2 separate regions of the Homo sapiens genome follow, and region 2 is linked to region 1. The links are chromatin contacts, found by POLR2A ChIA-PET in ENCODE. All regions are on one chromosome and are shown on one strand. Each heading gives the region's core, a stretch centred on a gene start or an enhancer-like site at or near the end of the contact. The rest is flanking DNA. Distances are from core to core; before and after follow the strand shown. Region 1 holds the start of JUND (JunD proto-oncogene, AP-1 transcription factor subunit). Region 2 holds the start of RGS9BP (regulator of G protein signaling 9 binding protein).

Evidence for each region. ChIA-PET counts read pairs that join two places held with the same protein, here RNA polymerase II (POLR2A).
Region 2: POLR2A ChIA-PET joins it to region 1 with 12 read pairs in A673. The contact joins the promoter of RGS9BP here to the promoter of JUND in region 1. POLR2A ChIA-PET finds 5 or more read pairs at or near these places in 2 of 52 experiments (A673 and Caco-2).

What each region holds. Positions count from the first base shown.
Region 1 is chr19:18,279,378-18,285,266 of GRCh38, reverse strand. JUND (JunD proto-oncogene, AP-1 transcription factor subunit) reads left to right here and starts at 3,645. Exons shown (of 1, transcript NM_005354.6): 1 at 3,645-5,573. The coding sequence starts at 3,783. The coding sequence ends at 4,826. MIR3188 (microRNA 3188) reads right to left here and starts at 3,190; the gene lies at 3,106-3,190. It overlaps LOC124904652 (a long non-coding RNA gene), which reads right to left and starts at 3,175. Exons shown (of 2, transcript XR_007067154.1): 1 at 2,137-3,175. It also overlaps the pseudogene RPL39P38. RefSeq lists silencers at 3,167-4,166, 4,747-5,056, 5,487-5,686 and enhancers at 3,660-4,511, 5,737-5,889.
Region 2 is chr19:32,672,975-32,678,863 of GRCh38, reverse strand. RGS9BP (regulator of G protein signaling 9 binding protein) reads right to left here and starts at 3,016. Exons shown (of 1, transcript NM_207391.3): 1 at 564-3,016. The coding sequence starts at 2,600. The coding sequence ends at 1,893. It overlaps ANKRD27 (ankyrin repeat domain 27), which reads left to right and starts at 3,684. Exons shown (of 29, transcript NM_032139.3): 1 at 3,684-3,793. RefSeq lists enhancers at 2,320-2,369, 3,140-3,249, 3,137-3,756 and silencers at 2,770-2,829, 3,400-4,129, 4,150-4,199.

The DNA.
Region 1 (5,889 bases), core at 2,396-4,895:
GTCACCACTATCTGGAGAGTTCGACGTGTTTTCCTCTCTGAATCTGTTATGAACGTGTGGGTTGGCTGGGTTCAGTAATAAATATGTGAGGCCTTTCATTTCAAAAAAAAAAATCGCGATACTCCACAAAGTAGGTAGGTTTATTTGCTCAATTTTCATGAAGGAAAAGCTGAGGCTCAGAGAGGTTGACAGGCCTCTGTATCTCACCTGCCTGCCTGCAGGAAAGTGCTCCACTCAGCTCAGGCTGTCTCAGCCTACCATTCACCAGACCATCTCCCCAGCTGCCAAGGCTGAGGCCCAAGTTCAGGGCAGGGCCTCTGTAGGCCGCCCACTCACCTCCTGCCTCAGGGAGAGGCATGACCCCGTCTCCTCCACTCTGGCCCCACTGCACGGGACCCAGAGAGGGGTTCCCAGGGCAGGGCTGGCTACAGGTCTGCGGGCTGGATCTTGTCCCACTAGGGATCTCTTTGTCCAGGATAGAACCTGGGCTAGAGAGCACAGAGACCCATGGATCTGAGTATGTATCTGTGTGTACCTGCGTCTGTCTATACAACACGAATACAGACAGACACAGGTGCACACACAGACACACACTCCAATAGGCAGACAGACACCTTCCTAACCAATCTAGAGACAAAACAAACCCACACCTCCAGTTCCCTGCCCTGGCAATTTGAATCCCAGGCCTGCCAGGCCAGGTCTTTATTATTATTATTATTATTATTATTATTATTATTATTATTATTTTTAAGATGGAGTCTTGCCCTGTTGCCCAGGCTGGAGTGTAGTGGCATGATTTCAGCTCACTGCAACCTCCATCTCCTGGGTTCAAGTGATTCTCCTTTCTCCAGAGCAGCTGGGATTACCGGTGCGCTCCCCATGCCTGGCTAATTTTTGTATTTTTAGTAGAGACAGGGTTTTGCCATATTGGCCAGGCTGGTCTCGAACTCCTGACCTCAGATGACTTGCCCGCCTCAGCCTCCCAAAGTGCTTATTACAGGTGTGAGCCACCTCGCCCAGCCTATTTTTTTTTTCTTCTTTTTTTTTTTTGAGACAGTGTCTCACTCTGTAGCCCAGGCTGGAGTGCAATGGCGCAATCTCGGCTCACTGCAACCTCCACCTCCCGGGTTCAAGCGATTCTCCTGCCTCAGCCTCCCGACTAGCTGGGATTACAGGCACCTGCCACCACACCTGGCTAATTTTTTTTTCTTTTCTTTTTTCTTTTTTTTTTTTGAGACGGAGTCTCGCTCTGTTGCCCAGGCTGGAGTGTAGTGGTGTGATCTCGGCTCACTGCAAGCTCTGCCTCCCGGGTTCATGCCATTCTCCTGCCTCAGCCTCCCGAGTAGCTGGGGACTACAGGCGCCCGCCACCATGCCCGGCTAATTTTTTTTTTTATTTTTCAGTAGAGACAGGGTTTCACCGTGTTAACCAGGATGGTCTTGATCTCCTGACCTCGTGATCAGCCTGCCTTGGCCTCCTAAAGTGCTGGGATGACAGGCGTGAGCCTCTGCGCCCAGCCTAATTTTTATTTTCAATAGAGATGGGGTTTCACCATGATGGTCAGGCTGGTCTCAAACTCCTGACCTCAAATGCCTGCCTCAGACTTCCAAAGTGCTGGGATTACAGGCAGGAGTCACCGCGTGTGGCCGACAGGCCACCTCTCTTGGTGATGAGGACAGCCTCCCTTATGGCCTTCATGCCCCAGTTGGGGGCAGAGCCAGGTGAGTAAGGAGGATAGAAAAGGAGTAACGCATGCCCACTGGCCAGGCAGACAAACTGAGGCTAGAGACCACCCACACAAGCAACCTTTTGTTGCATTCACCTTTATTTTTTATTTTTTTTTGAGACTGGAGTCTCACTCTGTCTCCCAGGCTGGAGTGCAGTGGCACAATCTCAGCTCACTGCAACCTCTGCCTCCCGGGTTCAAGCGATTCTCATGTCTCAGCCTCCTGAGTAGCTGGGATTACAGGTGCACACCACCACACCCGGTTAATTTTCGTATTTTTTTTTTTTTTTGTATTTTTGTATTTCGGCCAGTCTGGTCTTGAACTGCTGACCTCAAGTGATCTGCCTGCCTCGGCCTCCCAAAGTGCTGGGATTACAGGCATGAGCCACCACACCCAGCCCCGCATTCACCTTTAATACTGAGCATCCATTCTATGCGAGGCCCTGTCAGCAGGCTCAGCATAGGCAATGTCCCTGACCTTCAGGGACTATGGTCCACTCCATCATTCTGGCAGATTCAGAGGCTACAATAAAGGAGTAAAGTCTGAGGGTGGGGCACTTCCTGAAGACACATCTTTGCACTGGGGGAAGGGAGTACCAAGCAGAGAGCATAGCACGTGCAAAGGCCCAGAGGTACGATTAGTCCTGCAACTGGGAGGCCAAGGATCAGAGAGAGTGAGGGGAAGGAGGTCAGGGAAAGGAGGGTGTGGGCTCCATTCAGACAGAGGTGGGGAGCTGGAGGGGTGCATGCAGAGGCTGTAGGTCAGATCCAGATGTCCTAAGGATCCCTTGTGAGTATTGGTGGGGTGGGTCCATCTCTCCTCCCTCACACCCCCTTCCCAGCCAGTCTTAATAGTGGCTCATTAAGCCCTAACAGCCATGATAGTGGTAACAAGCATGTAATAATTATACCCGGCATTCCTGCCTCATCAGCCCAGCCCCTGGAGTTGGGCACCCTCGCCCAGGACATCACAGCCCTGGCAGACCTGGGGTTAAAACGTGGGCGGCGGAAGGAAGGGGCTGCGCAGGGGCCTGGACTCCCAGGTTCTAGGGTTCTAAGGGTGGACAAGAGCTCAGGCCTAGTCACAGCCCGGGCCCTGCTGTGACTCCTAGCTAACTCTCGGGGGATGGTCACTCCACCTCTCTGAGCCCAGTTTCCCATCTGTAAAGGCAGGAAGTAGGACTCCTGGTTCTAGAACGCACTCAGTGAAAATGATCAGGATCCAAGCGCTTTCAGCAACTTCTGGCGACCCTCCTCTCCCCTCCCGTCTCTTCCTGAGCAATCACACGCGGGGTGGAGGGAGGGAGGGAAGGAAGGAGGGAGGGTGAGGAACGCAGACCTCCCCACACCCCCGGCGAGCCCCCGGACACAGCCCCACCAGGCCTCCAGCCCCGTATCCGCACAAAGCCTCTCCAGAAGGCGCGCTAGGGGAGGCCCTGGCGGCACAGCAGAGCAGGAGGCGCCAAGGAGTTATTTAGCCATGCGGGACCCCATCCCCCTCCAGTCCCCGGAGGCCGGCACCGCCCCCGCCCCCGCCCCCGCCCGGCCGGGGCCCCACGCGCGGACACGGGGCGGGGCCTCGGGGCGGGCGGGCGCCTGGTGGCCCGGGCCCATCACGCCACCCGGGACGTGCCTTGGCGGAGGCGGCGCCGGGGAGATCGGTCGTACACAGCGGTCCCGGGGCGGGGTGACCCGGCCCGGGCGCGCGGCCGCCCCCATGACGTCAACCCACAAGGCAGCGCGCTGTTGTGGCGTTTACCGCGCGTCGCCGGGGCAACGGCGGCCGGGCGGGCGTCGGCGGCTTGGCCCCGCCCCTCCATGCAAATGAGCGACGTCACCCGCACCCAATGGCGAACGGGGGCGGTGAGCTCATCGCGCCGAGCCGAGGCTATAAGAGGGCGCACAAGTGGCGCGGCGCAGGAGCCGCCGCCAGTGGAGGGCCGGGCGCTGCGGCCGCGGCCGGGGCGGGCGCAGGGCCGAGCGGACGGGGGGGCGCGGGCCCCCCGGGAGGCCGCGGCCACTCCCCCCCGGGCCGGCGCGGCGGGGGAGGCGGAGGATGGAAACACCCTTCTACGGCGATGAGGCGCTGAGCGGCCTGGGCGGCGGCGCCAGTGGCAGCGGCGGCAGCTTCGCGTCCCCGGGCCGCTTGTTCCCCGGGGCGCCCCCGACGGCCGCGGCCGGCAGCATGATGAAGAAGGACGCGCTGACGCTGAGCCTGAGTGAGCAGGTGGCGGCAGCGCTCAAGCCTGCGGCCGCGCCGCCTCCTACCCCCCTGCGCGCCGACGGCGCCCCCAGCGCGGCACCCCCCGACGGCCTGCTCGCCTCTCCCGACCTGGGGCTGCTGAAGCTGGCCTCCCCCGAGCTCGAGCGCCTCATCATCCAGTCCAACGGGCTGGTCACCACCACGCCGACGAGCTCACAGTTCCTCTACCCCAAGGTGGCGGCCAGCGAGGAGCAGGAGTTCGCCGAGGGCTTCGTCAAGGCCCTGGAGGATTTACACAAGCAGAACCAGCTCGGCGCGGGCGCGGCCGCTGCCGCCGCCGCCGCCGCCGCCGGGGGGCCCTCGGGCACGGCCACGGGCTCCGCGCCCCCCGGCGAGCTGGCCCCGGCGGCGGCCGCGCCCGAAGCGCCTGTCTACGCGAACCTGAGCAGCTACGCGGGCGGCGCCGGGGGCGCGGGGGGCGCCGCGACGGTCGCCTTCGCTGCCGAACCTGTGCCCTTCCCGCCGCCGCCACCCCCAGGCGCGTTGGGGCCGCCGCGCCTGGCTGCGCTCAAGGACGAGCCACAGACGGTGCCCGACGTGCCGAGCTTCGGCGAGAGCCCGCCGTTGTCGCCCATCGACATGGACACGCAGGAGCGCATCAAGGCGGAGCGCAAGCGGCTGCGCAACCGCATCGCCGCCTCCAAGTGCCGCAAGCGCAAGCTGGAGCGCATCTCGCGCCTGGAAGAGAAAGTGAAGACCCTCAAGAGTCAGAACACGGAGCTGGCGTCCACGGCGAGCCTGCTGCGCGAGCAGGTGGCGCAGCTCAAGCAGAAAGTCCTCAGCCACGTCAACAGCGGCTGCCAGCTGCTGCCCCAGCACCAGGTGCCCGCGTACTGAGTCCGCGCGCGGGGCGCATGCGCGGCCACCCTCCCCAAGGGGCGGGCTCGCGGGGGGGTGTCGTGGGCGCCCCGGACTTGGAGAGGGTGCGGCCCTGGGGACCCCCCCTCCCCGAGTGTGCCCAGGAACTCAGAGAGGGCGCGGCCCCCGGGGATTCCCCCCCCCCGAGGGTGCCCAGGACTCGACAAGCTGGACCCCCTGCTCCCGGGGGGGCGAGCGCATGACCCCCCCGCCCTCGCGCTGCCTCTTTCCCCCGCGCGGCCGCCCCGTGTTGCACAAACCCGCGCGTCTCGGCTGCCCCTTTGTACACCGCGCCGCGGAAGGGGGCTCCGAGGGGGCGCAGCCTCAAACCCTGCCTTTCCTTTACTTTTACTTTTTTTTTTTTTTCTTTGGAAGAGAGAAGAACAGAGTGTTCGATTCTGCCCTATTTATGTTTCTACTCGGGAACAAACGTTGGTTGTGTGTGTGTGTGTTTTCTTGTGTTGGTTTTTTAAAGAAATGGGAAGAAGAAAAAAAAATTCTCCGCCCCTTTCCTCGATCTCGCTCCCCCCTTCGGTTCTTTCGACCGGTCCCCCCTCCCTTTTTTGTTCTGTTTTGTTTTGTTTTGCTACGAGTCCACATTCCTGTTTGTAATCCTTGGTTCGCCCGGTTTTCTGTTTTCAGTAAAGTCTCGTTACGCCAGCTCGGCTCTCCGCCTCCTTCTTCCCCCGCCGGGGCCTGGCGGGCTGGGCGGGGCCTGGTTCGCTTCCCCCCTACACCCCCGCCTTTCTCTCCTCCCTCTGTCCCTAGCTCCTCCCCTTGTTGGAGGGAGCAGAGAGCGGGTGTCTGAGAGCGGCCCGCACATCTGGCGCGCAGCGAGCGCCCCCTAGACGCGCCTTGGCGCGGGGCCGGCTGATGTCCAGGTTGGGGAGGGGTCTTGGGGTCTTTGATCTGCGTTTGGAACTAGCTAATGCCCCCTTGCCTTTTGGGAAGGAGAGATTTCGAGGTGGAAAGGGCACAGCCCCAGCCCAAAGCAGGAAGGAAGAGACAGAAACTTAGTAAACTTTTTAACCTTTTGGTCCTT
Region 2 (5,889 bases), core at 1,767-4,266, about 14 Mb before region 1:
AAAGGCCACTTAACATTCTGTCATTTACACTTGTGTGGCTACTCAAGAATATAGATTTTATTTTGCAGTGAAATTATAGAAAAAAATAAAGAATATTGATTTTAGACTGAGCATAGTAGCTTATGCCTGTAGTCCCAGTACTTTGGGAGGCCTAGGTGGGAGGACCACTTGAGGCCAGGAGTTTGAGACCAGCCTGGGCAACATAGCCCAACTCTGTCTCTACAAAAAATTAGTTGAGTGCCGTGATGCACACCTTTAGTCCCAGCTACTTGGGAGGGTGAGGTGGGAGGAGAGCTTGAGCCCAGGAGTTCAAGGCTGTGGTTTGCTGATTGCGCCCCTGCACTCCAGCCTGGGCGACACCACAAGATCCTATCTCTAAAGAAAAATAAAAATAAATAAATAAATTAACTGCCTTAAAAACATTAGCCAGGTGCGGTGGCACACACCTGTAGTTCCAGCTACTCAGGAGGCTGAAGTAGGAGGATAGTTTGAGCCCGAGATTTGGAGGCTGCAGTGAGCCACAATCACACCATTGCACTCCAGCCTGGGTGACAGAGGGAGACCCTGTCTCAAAAAAGAAAAAAGTGGGGGGGGGGGAAGACTATCAACTTCAGAAGTAGATGAAATATATATTTAGTAATCTAAGTATCTACATAAAGATACTATGTTTGACTCATTGGCAGGTATGAGTTCATGGCCCAGCGTTCTTTATTAAAATAACAGCTTTCATAGTACACGCTGTGGTTACGTCATTTTTCTTTCAGAGTATTATTACCTTTTAAAAGCTTCTTAAATCCCAAGTTAAAGCTGTTACATTCTAACCCAGTCTCAGAGCTGATTGGCTCAAAACCTCTGTGGGCCAGTAATGCCACATTACCCCGGAGGGGCGGGCAGCGCGGGGGTCAGGGAGCTGCCAAAGCCAGCCCTCCTACTGGCCAGCACGCACATTCCAGGGGATAAATAGGATTAAGTGCTCTAAAGAGGATTCCCAGCCCTCCTGCAAAGGAGGTTCAAACACTCTGGTCTAGTTCTGAACAAAAATAAGCCCCAGAGAAGGAGAAAGTGCCTGTTTAAACACCAGGTGGCCCTACCCCAAGCCTCTGCTCTTCCTCTTACCCCCATCTCCGGGTGGCTGGGGAGAGCCCTTTTCCGCAGGCAAGTGTGCGCACTGGATCCAAGTCCGTGAGAGTAGGTTCAACCCACCCTCTTTGGTTTCCTAAATAGGGTCAGCCCCTGAGCGGCAGTGGGAGGTCATGACCTCAAATCTCTTCTAGCTGCTCTTGGGGACGAATGGATAAACTCTGCTAGGAAGGGCTGTAGCGCGTCTTAGAGAAAGCCCTTTGTATGAACTGCTCTCGGGACACTCTCCTAAATTTAGGCCCTGAAAGATTAAGGTAATAAAAGCTGCTGACATTTGATTGCAATTTTTCTTGTCCGGGAAACAGACCAACCACATAGAACCAAACAGCGTCCCTCTCCAAACTTCACTCCACCCCACCCACCTTTTCAAACTGTCCCACGCAGAAAGGGGGCGACGCTGGCAGGGGTGGGCACCGAACTCGGACTCCCTGTAAAGACGCCCCAACAGCACATGTGTTAACTCATTAACTCGGAGGGATCTAGGGTCACTGTGACGGTTTTCTATTAATAGGGAATAAAGCTCCTGCAGACGTTAGCGGTAATGCCCTGACGGCCGGCGCAAAGTTAACTCCTCCCGGGCCAGCAAGAGGAAACCGTGTCCTGCCCAGGCAGATGTGCACTGGAAACGCGCGTGTACCCATGCACACACGGGGTTTTAGGACCACTCCCCTTGCACAGGCCAGACCCCACACCCATCCCGAGTCTTTTCTCAGGGGAGGGAGCGGCAGCAGCAGGCGGCCGTCGGGTGTCCGTCAGCTCAGCTTCGCCACGCACACGGCTAGGGCCACAGCCGCCAGCAGCACGGCGCCGAAAAGGATGGCGGCCAGGGCCTTCCTGGGGTCGCAACCCCCCCCGCGCTCCTGCAAGGACACGACCGAGGAGGGGCCGGCGCTGACCGTGGACAGGAGCTCGGCGCCCGCCGCCTGCCGGGCTTGCACGGTCCAGCGGGGCACGTTGACCTTCATCTCCATGTTGTCGATCATCTCGCCCACCTGAAGGACCTCGCGCTCCAGCTCCCGCAGGTCCGCGACGTCGAAGTCGCCCTCCGCCTCGAGCCGCAGGCTGCGGGTGCTCAGCGCGCGCGCCGCCACGCCGGAGGAGGCGCCAGCCACACCTGTGCGCACCAGCGGCCGCCGCGGCGCGTGCAGCGGGAACGCGGCGCCCAGCTCCAGCGCGCGTCGCATGTCCGCTTCCAGCAGGTCCAGGCAGCCCGAGAAGGCCACCCAGAGCCGCTCGAACTCGGCGCGCTCGTCGGCGGCCAGGCCCCGGTCGCGCAGCACAGCAGTCAGCCGGGCGCAGGTGGACACCGCCAGCTCCTGCGCCTTCTGGCGCGTCTTTTGCAGCTCCTGCCGCAGGTTCTGCGAGTCCGCCGAGCCACCGACGGTCAGCACCAGGTGGTGGTAGCACGCAGTCGTCTTGTTGAGCCCGTCCAGCAGCGCCTTGCACTCCTCCCTCGCCATCGCGGTGGGCTCCGGCTGGGCCCGGCCGCCCGCGCCCGTTAGCCTCCCCCTCAGCGCGGCAGGATGTGGCTAACCCCCATCCCGGCCTTGGGCCGCGCGGCACGAACGCTCTTCATGGTCCGTGACTCGCTCGGCGCTACCGCCAACGTCCACGGAGCCCGCCCGGGACCCTCGACGTGCGCCTCTGCGGACGGGGCGCGCAGAGGGAGCCCCGTTAGCGGTCCCCCGCTCCCTCGTCCATCCTCCCCAGGCGCACTCCGAGTCACACGTCGTGTCTCTGCACCGCCCTGGCCTCCACGGTGGCTCCCTGCGAAGCTGAGGGTGCGGTCCCCATCCTCCGTGGGTGCCAACTCCGGGGCAAGCAGGCTGCAGAGCCGCGCGCTCCGCCTTAGGCGCTGCCAAGGGCGGCCGGGTAGGGTTTCCTAGGACCCGCCCACCCCGCTCGTCCCGGCCGGAGCTGCCACCCCCTGGATCAGTGGTAGGCGGGGCTCCACGCGGGGAGGTCACGTGTGGGTGGCCCATCCCTCCCTCCCCTTCGCCCCATCCGAGTTCTGGAATGTTAGCGCTCGGGAGATCCAACCCGTTCTATTTTACGGATGGGGAAACTGAGGCCCAGGTAAAAAGCGGGCCAGGCTCCCGCGGAGTTTTTGCCTGTGATGGGACTAGAACCCAGCTATACTGACTCCCGGACCCTGTCGGCGACAGGACGTCGGGTGCCCCGCAGGACTGGGCACCTCCGTGCCCCAAAGCGAGCAGTGACTGGCAATCCGAGGGGCTGGGCGCCGCCGGGGTCAGGTGTCCCTGCCGCGTTGCGCTCACGTTGGTCGGTGCTTCCAAGCGCTAACCCCACCTCTAGTGTCAGCCCGGCTCCCAGCCCCGCCCCTCACGTTCTGGGCACGCGCAGTTGCGGGCGTGGGGCGGGGCCAGCTGGAGTAGGAAGCGTAGGGAGCCGCCTGAGCCCCGCCCCCGGCTGGGCTGGACTCCATGATTGCTCTGCGTACACGTCACTCTGGGAAACGACGGTTTCTCATTGGGTCAGCTGTGGCGCGGCTCCGCCCCACGGCGGAGTAAGGGGTGGGCTATAGGGCCAGATCGCCGCGCGAGGGTGGTGGGCATCGAGGTCCCAGCAGCGGACGAGGGAGGTGCCGCCGTCGCCCAGGATGGGCTGGGAATGAAGCGATGTAGCCTTTTAAGTAAGTGTCCTCGCGCTGGCCTCCTCCTGCGCCTCCCCTCCCGCGGGATGGCTGCGCCTCGGGGCGCGGCGGCCGGGCGGGGCCCGGAGAGTGAGGGGGGAGGGGCTCCCTGCTCTCCGGAGTCCGCTCCCGGGTCCGCCAGGTGGCCCCGCGCCGCCCCAGCCCCCGCGTCCCCAGGTGGGTGCCCGGTGCGCAGCCGGCGCGCCCTGCCCACTCCGCCCCTCGGGTCTGGAGGAGGGGAGCGGTCGGCGCGGAGAATGCACCCTCCGAGCCTCGCTGCGTCGACACCGGCGGGTGTGGCCGGGGTGCCGGGTCCGGCGGTTCGGATCTGGCGGGGCGCGGGGCGGTCGCCGCGCGGTTTCCCGGAGGCCTAGGGTCTGCTGGAGGGGAGCGGCGGGTGGGGGTCCGAGCCGCGCGCGCAGCGGTTGTGGTTTCCGGGGGGTGATGAGGGCGCGGAGCGGGGAATCCCTGGCTGCCGGCCTCTCGCAGGGCGGGGGGGTCTCTGCATTCCCACAGGTAAAGATTGTTAAAGGAAAACTCTTAAGCACCGAGAGATGTTCCGGATTCTGAGTCTGTTCCGTCTTGTGGTTGAAAATGGACTGCCCAGGAGCACACGAGCCACGCGGTGCCCCCTTGGCTGCCCCACGAGGTGCAGGGGACGTGGGCACTCGCGGCCTGTGCTGGGCGAGGGAGCAAGGGACGGGTCTTCGCTGAGGATTTAGAGCATGCAGGGAACGAGGGCTGCTGGCAGTGCTGGAGGGACTGTGAGGCTGCAGAGAGCTCAGATTTTACAAGTTGATGGGTTTCATGGATAGAGGCCCCTATTTTGATTAAAAAATGCACTCTTCCCACTGGCCGAAGAGTAGAGCAGTGGATATTTTTTTTCTTTTCTTTCTTTTCGTTTTTTTCTTTTTGAGACAGGGTCTGGCTCTGTTGGCTAGTCTGGAGTGCAGTGATGCCATCATAGCTCATTGCAGCCTCAAACTCCTGGACTCAAGCAATCCTTTCACCTCAGCCTCTGTAGTAGCTGGGACTACAGGCGCATGCCACTATGCACGGCTAATTTTTAATTTTTTTTTTTTTTTTTTGTAGAGATGGAGTCTAGCAGGTTGCCTAGGCTGGTCTTGAACTCCTGGACTCAAGCCATGCTCTCGTCTTGGCCTCCCAAGGTGTTGGGATTACAGGCACTAGCCACCACGTTTTGCTGAGCAGTAGCTGTTACGTTTCGAGATCAGCCTGGCATGAGGACTGGTGTTGAGGTGGCCTAAGGGTCCGGTGTACTGAGCCCCGGGGCCTGCTGTCACCCAGGGGTCCGTCCTTTAACTGGGTGAGCAGTAGGCTGGGTGTTTGCTGCCAGGGCTTGGGTACTCCTGGCCTTGACCATTGTGTGGAAGGGGGGTTCTCAGCCACCCACACGCTACATAGGGTCGTTCCCAGGGGGATAGTAGTTTTCAGGACAAAATGGGTGGAAAGAGGGAAAATACTCTTTCCCTTCGGGGGAAGCTTTGGAGACAGCAGAGGGTGAGGAAGCTGCAAAGGTGGCCAGAGGCCAGATGTGCCAGGTCCTGAGCACCTAGCAGAGAAGTTGAGGGCTCACCTGGTGGGGAGTGCAGGGGAATCCTTTGAGGAATCCTGCAGAGCTCGGCGCTGGAAAGATCGCTTTGTTGTGTTGCTGGTGGACAGGCGTGAGTGAAATCCAGGGGGCAGATCCAGGAGGCACAGCCCGTAGGCCTTGGAAGGAGGGGATGCAGGATGGGAGCAGGAGCAGAGACTTCTTCTGACCAGCCATAGGGACAGGAATGCACCTGGGGATCTGACATTGGATAGACTTACATTCCCAAGTTACACCCAGTCTTGCCTGGTGACCTGAAATAATCTTGGCCGGCAGCTTCCCTGGGAGGGCAGGCAGAGGTGTCTGCAGAGGGCCGGGGGTTAGGGTCTCCGTTGTGCCTCTTTGTGACTGTTAGACTGTGTCTCCCTCACCAAGACAGCTGCTGGGTCTTTGTTAGTGATGTTTCTGTGTCCCAGTTAAGGTTTCTGTGGCATCTGCCCTGCTGGGGCTCTTCCTGTCTGTCATTTGCCAGCATTAGGTTGGT